Regions from separate parts of the Mus musculus genome. Here region 2 is linked to region 1. The links are chromatin contacts, found by POLR2A ChIA-PET in ENCODE. All regions are on one chromosome and are shown on one strand. Each heading gives the region's core, a stretch centred on a gene start or an enhancer-like site at or near the end of the contact. The rest is flanking DNA. Distances are from core to core; before and after follow the strand shown.

Region 1 (3,443 bases), core at 303-2,802:
GTGCCCTCGGCCAGCAGCCCAAGACATGCCCACTCTTTGCCCTCCGCTCCACCAACAGACGTTGCCTTCCTGAAGCTCCCTCCACCCCTCACACCCCCACCAGCCACCCATTCTTGAATCTATCCCAGAACTGCTGGGCCGTCCAGCAGGGACGTGGCACGGGGCCCCGCCCATCCCTCTCTGACTCACTCTGATTCATTTTCTGGGACCAATTCCTCTTTCTTAGAGAAACTGAGGCCCAGAGAGGCTTTACTCATGGAGCTGTGGCCATCCTGCCACTCCAGCACCCTTCCCTTCTGCCTGGTACACTTCAGACAGGCAGTTGGAGAGTCCTGGAAGTGAGGTGGGTGGAAGCATGAGGTGTGAGAACCACCTAAGCATCCAGACACAGTCACCACACCCTCTGGTCCTGCCTCCTTCCCAGTCATTGCACCTGCAGGTCCTGGTGTCTGTACTACTGGGGGGTGGACGGTGGCAGGGAAAGGCCCCCCCATGGCACCACTTATTCCAGGCTTGGGGTCCCCGTTTTTCCCTTTACAAAGCTTCCCCAGGGACCTCCTGCTTGGGCAGGGCCACTTGAGCCTGGCAGAAACCCAGGCATCCCTAAAGTCACATTGCAGCCTCCCCAGCCATGGACCAGAGATGCTGCCAGCCAGTGGCAGGGCCCCTTCCGGATCAGTGCCCACCAGCTGTGTAGCCTCTGGCCAGATGCTTCCGGCTCCTTGAAGCTGAGGAGGCTTCTCAACACCTGGGTACACCAGCTGCATCGCAGCCCTCCCCCAGAGGGACACCTGCAGAGGCCACCAAGCTTTTGCCTCCCAAAGGCCATCTGGTGAAACCCCGGCGGCAGGGGTACAGGCTCATGACTTCTGGATGCTTTCTTTGGAGAGGCCTGGGAAACAGGCTCAGAGACGGCAGGGGACCGGCCCAAGGTCACACAGGAGTTTCCACTCCAGCTGTGGGCGCCCCCCGCCTATGGAGCGATCCATCCTAGTCTCCGGCAGAGCGGCTGCAGCGCCCACGTGGCCCAAGGCCCGGGCGGGAATCCGACTCCCCCTTTTCCCCCCATTACCAGCCCCGGGGCGGCGCCGTCCGGACGCAGAGAAGCTCCCCCCTCCGCCCGTGCGCAGCAAGACCTCGGCCTTTCGCGTTTGCACCCCCCACCCCAGGAATTTCACCCCTGAGCCGCGCCGCCGCGCCGCACTCTGGGCCCTGCACACCGGACAGATAGGGTCGAGGACCCCGGGGGAGGGGCCAGGTCTTCCAGACCCTGCACCGGGTCCCAAGGGGCCGTGCGCTCTGAAAGGAGGCGCTCGCAGGTGGGCGGATAAGCGGGGGGACAGGCAGGGCCCTGCGTACCATGGTGCCGCGGCGCTGGGAGCTCACAGGGCCCCGCAGGATCGCGCTGCCCCCGAGGGCCGGGCCCGGGCCGCTCCATGAAGCGCCGCGCTGGGGGCCGCCCCTGCGCAGGGCCCCGCGACCATGGCCCCGGGGGCGCGGCCGGCCGGGCGGGCGGAGGCGCAGGGCCGCGGCAAGTCCCGGCCGAGCAGCTGCGGCCCGGGAGCCTCGGGCGCGGCGGGCGGGGGGCGCGGGGCGCCGATTGGAGCCCGCGCGTCAGCTGGGGCCGCCGTCTGGACGCTTAAAGGGCCAGGCCGCCCTGCGTGCTGGCTGGGGGCGCGGACGCGCGCCGTCTCGATGCAGCTGCCCTCGGGAGAGCCTCGGGGTCCCCGGACCGACCCGGCTGGTGACGTGGGAGCGTTTGGACCGCTCGATCCCACCCTCCCGCGCGAAGTCCCTCTCTGCCCTTCTTTGCTGGGAAGTTCGTCCGGGAGTCTAACCCGGGTGTCCTCCCGCTGCTCTGCATGGGCGGGGCCAGGGTAGGCGTGAGGTCGCTGAGCAGAGCGCGCCGCCCCCCGACCCACCTGCTCCCCTGAGCCAGGCGACTCTGATGGACCCGTACCCCAGCCGCGCTCATCTCCCGCCCCCTGTGACTCCGGCTGCTCCGACTTGGGGGTGAGTCTGGGGTCTGTAGCTGCTCCGGCCTCCCACGCGTTTTGCTCTGAGTCTCCCGAACCTACCTGGGGGCCTCTGGCTGCAGAACCTCCGAGCAACCGCCGCAACGACGGAAGCCTTTCAGATGACCTACCTGGAACAGCCGGGTGGGGGCCAGAGGCCCAGGCCCGGCCGAGGGGCCCTCCGCGCAGCCTCGGCGCTGGGAAGATGCAGCTCGGCTTGCGGAACGCTGCTCTGGCACCGGCTCCGTGGGGGCAGGGGGCTGGCTGTGCTGGCAGGAGGCTGCGAAGGAACGCTGCCAGGCCGAGCGACAGCAGGGCGGGACTACGGACTACCACCGTGGTCTCTCCTTCGGACGCCCCGCACCCCTACCCACTGTTCAGCCTAGTCACTCTCCCAACACTGCTCCAGCCGGGCCATTCCACTCCAGCCATAGCAGTCTCCTTGGGTGTGCGCCTTCCTCATGGTGTGCTGTAGCTCTTTCTCTGGAGCCAAGCAGGTGTCATCAAATAGTCGAAGGTCTGTCCCCTCAGAATGCAAGGATCTCTCACTGGACATGGGCTGACTACCCCTGAGCAAGGAAGCTGAGTAGGTGAAGAAAGGTAGGGACAGTGAGGAGAGCCCCTTCCTTCACATGCGCAGGGCATGCCCCTACCTGGGTTCCCGAATCTGAGGCTCTAGGCTGAAGCTGTGAACCTGTCAATTACCGATGATGTCTCCTACACTTCCCAAAACCCAAGTTTCTCGTCTGACCCAGTTGATTGCTGCACTGACCTGGGAGGTGGGAAGGGCAGGGCTGTCTACCTACTGGGTGGACAAGGAGAGTCCCGCAGAGAGAGAAAACATGTAGACGCTGTGCTGGGAGGTTGGAAGAAGCTGGTACTGGCCTTGGCTAAGGTAAAGGAGTGACACCCCTACCCCACCCCCTGCTGTCTCATTTGGGTTCTCTGAACTCCGACTGAGGGCAAGAGGGCACACTGGGCTTGTCACTGGCAACAGCTGCAAAAGCCAGAAGCCCCGTTGTGTTCATGGCTGCAGAACTGAGTGGTCTGGACATGGGGTACAGCCAACTGGAGGGACAAGATGGGAGCAGAGGAAGGATTCTAGGCCACAACCTCAAGTTCTGTTGGTTGGTTTAGGGGCCAGAGCACTCATTACCATGATAGAGGTGGGTGCTTTAGACCCCTAAAGCTGAGTGACTCCAGGCCAAACTTCACTTTGGAGAACAAGGAGACAACCCCAGACTGCTTGGGGTTCCTGCACTTGGCTGGGGAAACTACGCTCACCAGGTAACAGAAATGCAAGTTAGGCAGTCCAAAAAGTGGGTGGTGCAGGCTGGAAGGGGAGGGTGTACAGTACGTGGCCTCCATCTCCCTCAGTTTTGGCTGCTGAGTCCAGCACTAATGGGCCACAGCTGCACAAGGGTGGGA
Region 2 (3,443 bases), core at 536-3,035, 98 kb before region 1:
TCATAAGACGGTGCTTTTTCATTGGTGTATATACATCCATGTCTTGTGGTCTGTGCAGCACAGTTGAATGTTCTTTGTGATAAGCTGTATGTCCAACATCTGGTGGTTATCTACTTACCCAGGTAAGCATCCTGCCTTAGCAAGAGATTTTAGAAATTGAACAAAGTGTTGGTGTAGAAAACAGTTACTCCAGGCAAGGCTCAGTCAGCCTCAGCAGAAACTCAGAGCAGGGCACTGCCGATCTCCTATGGAACATGCTTTCTCTAGTCAGGTCTTTCTTCGTTTACCACCACTGACTCCTGCTCAGCAAAGCTGTGTTTAGCACACCCATACAAAGAACATACTTTCAAAGACACAAAGCTGCCACATATCCAAGGTATGGAAAGCTTTATTTCATTTTTGTTCTTTGAACCAGGGCTTCTCTGTGTAGTCCTGGCTGTCCTGGAACTTGTACTGTAGACAAGGAAGGACTTGAACTCTGAGATCCACCTGCCTCCCTCCTAAATACTAGGATTAAAGGTGTGCACCACCATAAAAGTTTTATTTTAAAAATATGTGTATCTTGCCTGCATGTATACATGTATGTGCATCATATATACATGCCTGGTGCCTGAAGCAGTCAAAAGAGGGTTTGAGTTCCACTGAGTTGGGATGGTTGGGAGCCTCACGTTGAGTGTCAGGAACTGAACCTGGATCCTCTTGTAAGAAGAGTAACAAGTGCCTTTAAATCACTGGGACAACTCTCCAGCCACAGGCATAGAGTTTTATCATGTATAACATGGAATGTTTCCTACATATGACTTAACTCAAATAATTTTTAACCTGTGTTTGATCCTTGGAACCTGTGGGCAAAGGAAACAACAGGTCCCTTCATGTTGTCCTCTGCTCTCCACACATTTGCCATAGCACATGTGCCCCTCCCCACAATAAATAAAATGGTAATACAAAATTTTAATATTCAGTCATGACACCTGTTATGTAGTTATTGGAAGGTGGCTCATAAGACTACACCAGCCTTCAGGAAATTCAAGAAACGTATTGAGGGCCCAACAAGATGGTTCACTGGGTAAAGGCCACCAAATCCCACAATCAGAGTTCTAGCCCCAGGGTCCAGACATTAGGAGGTGACTGGTGAAGGTTGTCCTCTGACCTCAGCAAATGTTCACACAAGTAAATGTAATAAAATTAGTTTACAAAGAAAAGAAACATTGAGGTATGGGGAAGTTAGAAAGTTAGCCGATTCACTGTGGTTCCTCTTGCCAGTTTATATAATCGGTGCACAAAGGGGGAAGAAGCCCTCTGCAGAGCTGCCTCTGGCGGGGCAAGGGGTGGGCAGGGTAGACAAGACGGAATCCTTTCTCTTGTCCGTGGTTGGTGCTCTATTCGGGGTGAGGAGACAATTGTTCCTCTCCCTGAAGTCACTCAAAGTTGAGTACCTACCAGTAGCCTACCTCTCTCAGAGGCCGCCATGTTCTGCTACGCTGAGAGTCTTGGACAGACACGTCCCATAGTGGGGCTGTCGGTGTCTGCCATCCCCGGAGCCCACACGAAGCCCCGCCCCGGAAGCTGCCTGCCCCATCAGACTCCTCCCCAGGCATGTGTGAGGTCACTGCTCTCCGGCCACCACCAGCTCCGGGGAGGGACCCAAAGGCGCCCCGACGGCGCATGCTCCCGCTCGGGCGGGCCGCTCGGCTCACCTAAGCCGGTCTAGCCTGCGTGCGTGGCGTTCGCGGAGCCCAGCGAACCGGTCGCGAGAACCTCGAGGCAATTGGGGTTGGGAGGCAGCGGCCGCCAGGCGGCACCGCGCCAGCACTGCCGCCCAGGCCTCACGTCTGACACGAACAGCGCGCGCCGCCACGAACCGGGCCGGCCCCCCAGCCAATGGGCGCCGCGCTACAAGTGACCACGCCCACCGCCCCTCGCACGTAAAGGGAGTCTCTGGCCCGGCCTCGCCGGCTGCTGGCTTCTGATTGGCTGGGGCGAGCAGTGGCCGCAGCAGGCGAAGCCGGTGTTCTCGCACTCGGGTGGCGGCCAGAAACCGGCAGGACTGGAAGGGACCCCGCGTCTCGGTGAGTGAAGCGGGAGCCGGGCGGGAGGCGAGGGCTGCGGGGCGGGGGGTCCCTCGGGTGGGCGGAGGACTTGGGGTCCCCGTCGGCCAGTGCATGTGGAGCCGGAGGAAGGAGGCCGGAGCTTCTGGAGCGGATCGTGGCCGAGGGAACGAGAGTCGCGGAGGAGGCAACGATGGCAAACGGGGACCGGGCTGGTGCCAGCTTCGGGGATCCCGGGAGCAGTGGGAGGAGAGGGAGAGGGAGCGCGATCGCACGGGTCTAGGAGTCTGGACAAGGTCACAAGAAGGTGGGAGGTGAGGCAGGGCGCAGCGCTCGGGCACCTCGGCCTGGCCTTCCCGGGCGCCACCCGGGGTTTGCGCAGACCTTACGTGACCCTGTGTCACCGGATGGAGGAGGGAAGGCTGTGGCGGAATGCGAATGCCCCTGACAAGGGAACGGGGTGCAGAGATCACAAAAGCACGACTAAGGTTCAGGTGTGCCAGCCGTCCGGGTGACTCGATTCTGTTCTCTGCTTCCCTCGTTTATTCCTGGGGTGGAAAGCAGTCCTCTCTTTGAGGGGGTGATCCCTACCCGGGAATCTGCTTCCCGGACTACTGAGGCCCCCTGCAAATTGACAGTTTGGATGCAAATTCTTGACAGGTTCAAAAGGTTCTCGGTGCTCCTGGAATGTGCTAGAAGGTCTTCTCTGCACAGTATAACTTGAAAGGGCTTCTTAAGATACAAATCCTAGTGTTGTGCCCCTGGCCGTTTGAATCACAATCTCAGAGAAGCCATTTTGCACAAGCTGACAGGTAACTTAGGCAAAATCAGAATTTAAAATTTACTATTTTAGGTAATAGTTCTTAGGACCAAAGGGACATGCTGGGAAGAGTCTTCAGCTGTTATATCACCTGATGCCCAACCATTTTCTTATTTACCTCTTCTAGGTTGCCATGCCTTTGGAAAAGTGTGTCAGTAGTTATGCCTGGCCTTACAGAATAATGTGCTCAGCAAACTAAGTTTGAATATCTGGTTATTGCTGACTTAAAAATAAAAATATGTTCTACTTTCTGACAGATATAGGTCAGTCATTGGGTGAGTGAGATAATAAAAAAAAATCTAGTGGGAAAAAATCTTTTTAACTTGGAATTGAAATTGTTAGATAATTTAACTGAAGAGAGAATAGCCCATTTAACTATAGGTGTAATGTACACAGTTTTTACAGTTCAAAGACAGTATGAATTTTTATATTTTCAGTTCAGATTTACACCTGTAACATAAAAATGTTCATTTAACAATAAATAAATTGTCAAACAAAACTGTGGACTGTATGTGGGGAGTCAGATTGTAATCCTACCTTCCAGAAATATATTCCTGGTGTGGAACAATCCACAT

Evidence for each region. ChIA-PET counts read pairs that join two places held with the same protein, here RNA polymerase II (POLR2A).
Region 2: POLR2A ChIA-PET joins it to region 1 with 25 read pairs in Patski. The contact joins the promoter of Higd1a here to the promoter of Zfp651 in region 1. POLR2A ChIA-PET finds 5 or more read pairs at or near these places in 2 of 5 experiments (Patski and embryonic stem cell).

Annotation. Positions count from the first base shown.
Region 1 is chr9:121,758,142-121,761,584 of GRCm38, reverse strand. It overlaps Zfp651 (zinc finger protein 651), which reads right to left and starts at 1,552. Exons shown (of 6, transcript NM_001166644.1): 1 at 1,360-1,552. The coding sequence starts at 1,362. E530011L22Rik (RIKEN cDNA E530011L22 gene) reads left to right here and starts at 1,642. Exons shown (of 1, transcript NR_033503.1): 1 at 1,642-3,443.
Region 2 is chr9:121,856,138-121,859,580 of GRCm38, reverse strand. It overlaps Higd1a (HIG1 domain family, member 1A), which reads left to right and starts at 1,785. Exons shown (of 4, transcript NM_019814.5): 1 at 1,785-2,069. It overlaps Gm47112 (predicted gene, 47112), which reads right to left and starts at 1,834. Exons shown (of 1, transcript NR_168944.1): 1 at 373-1,834.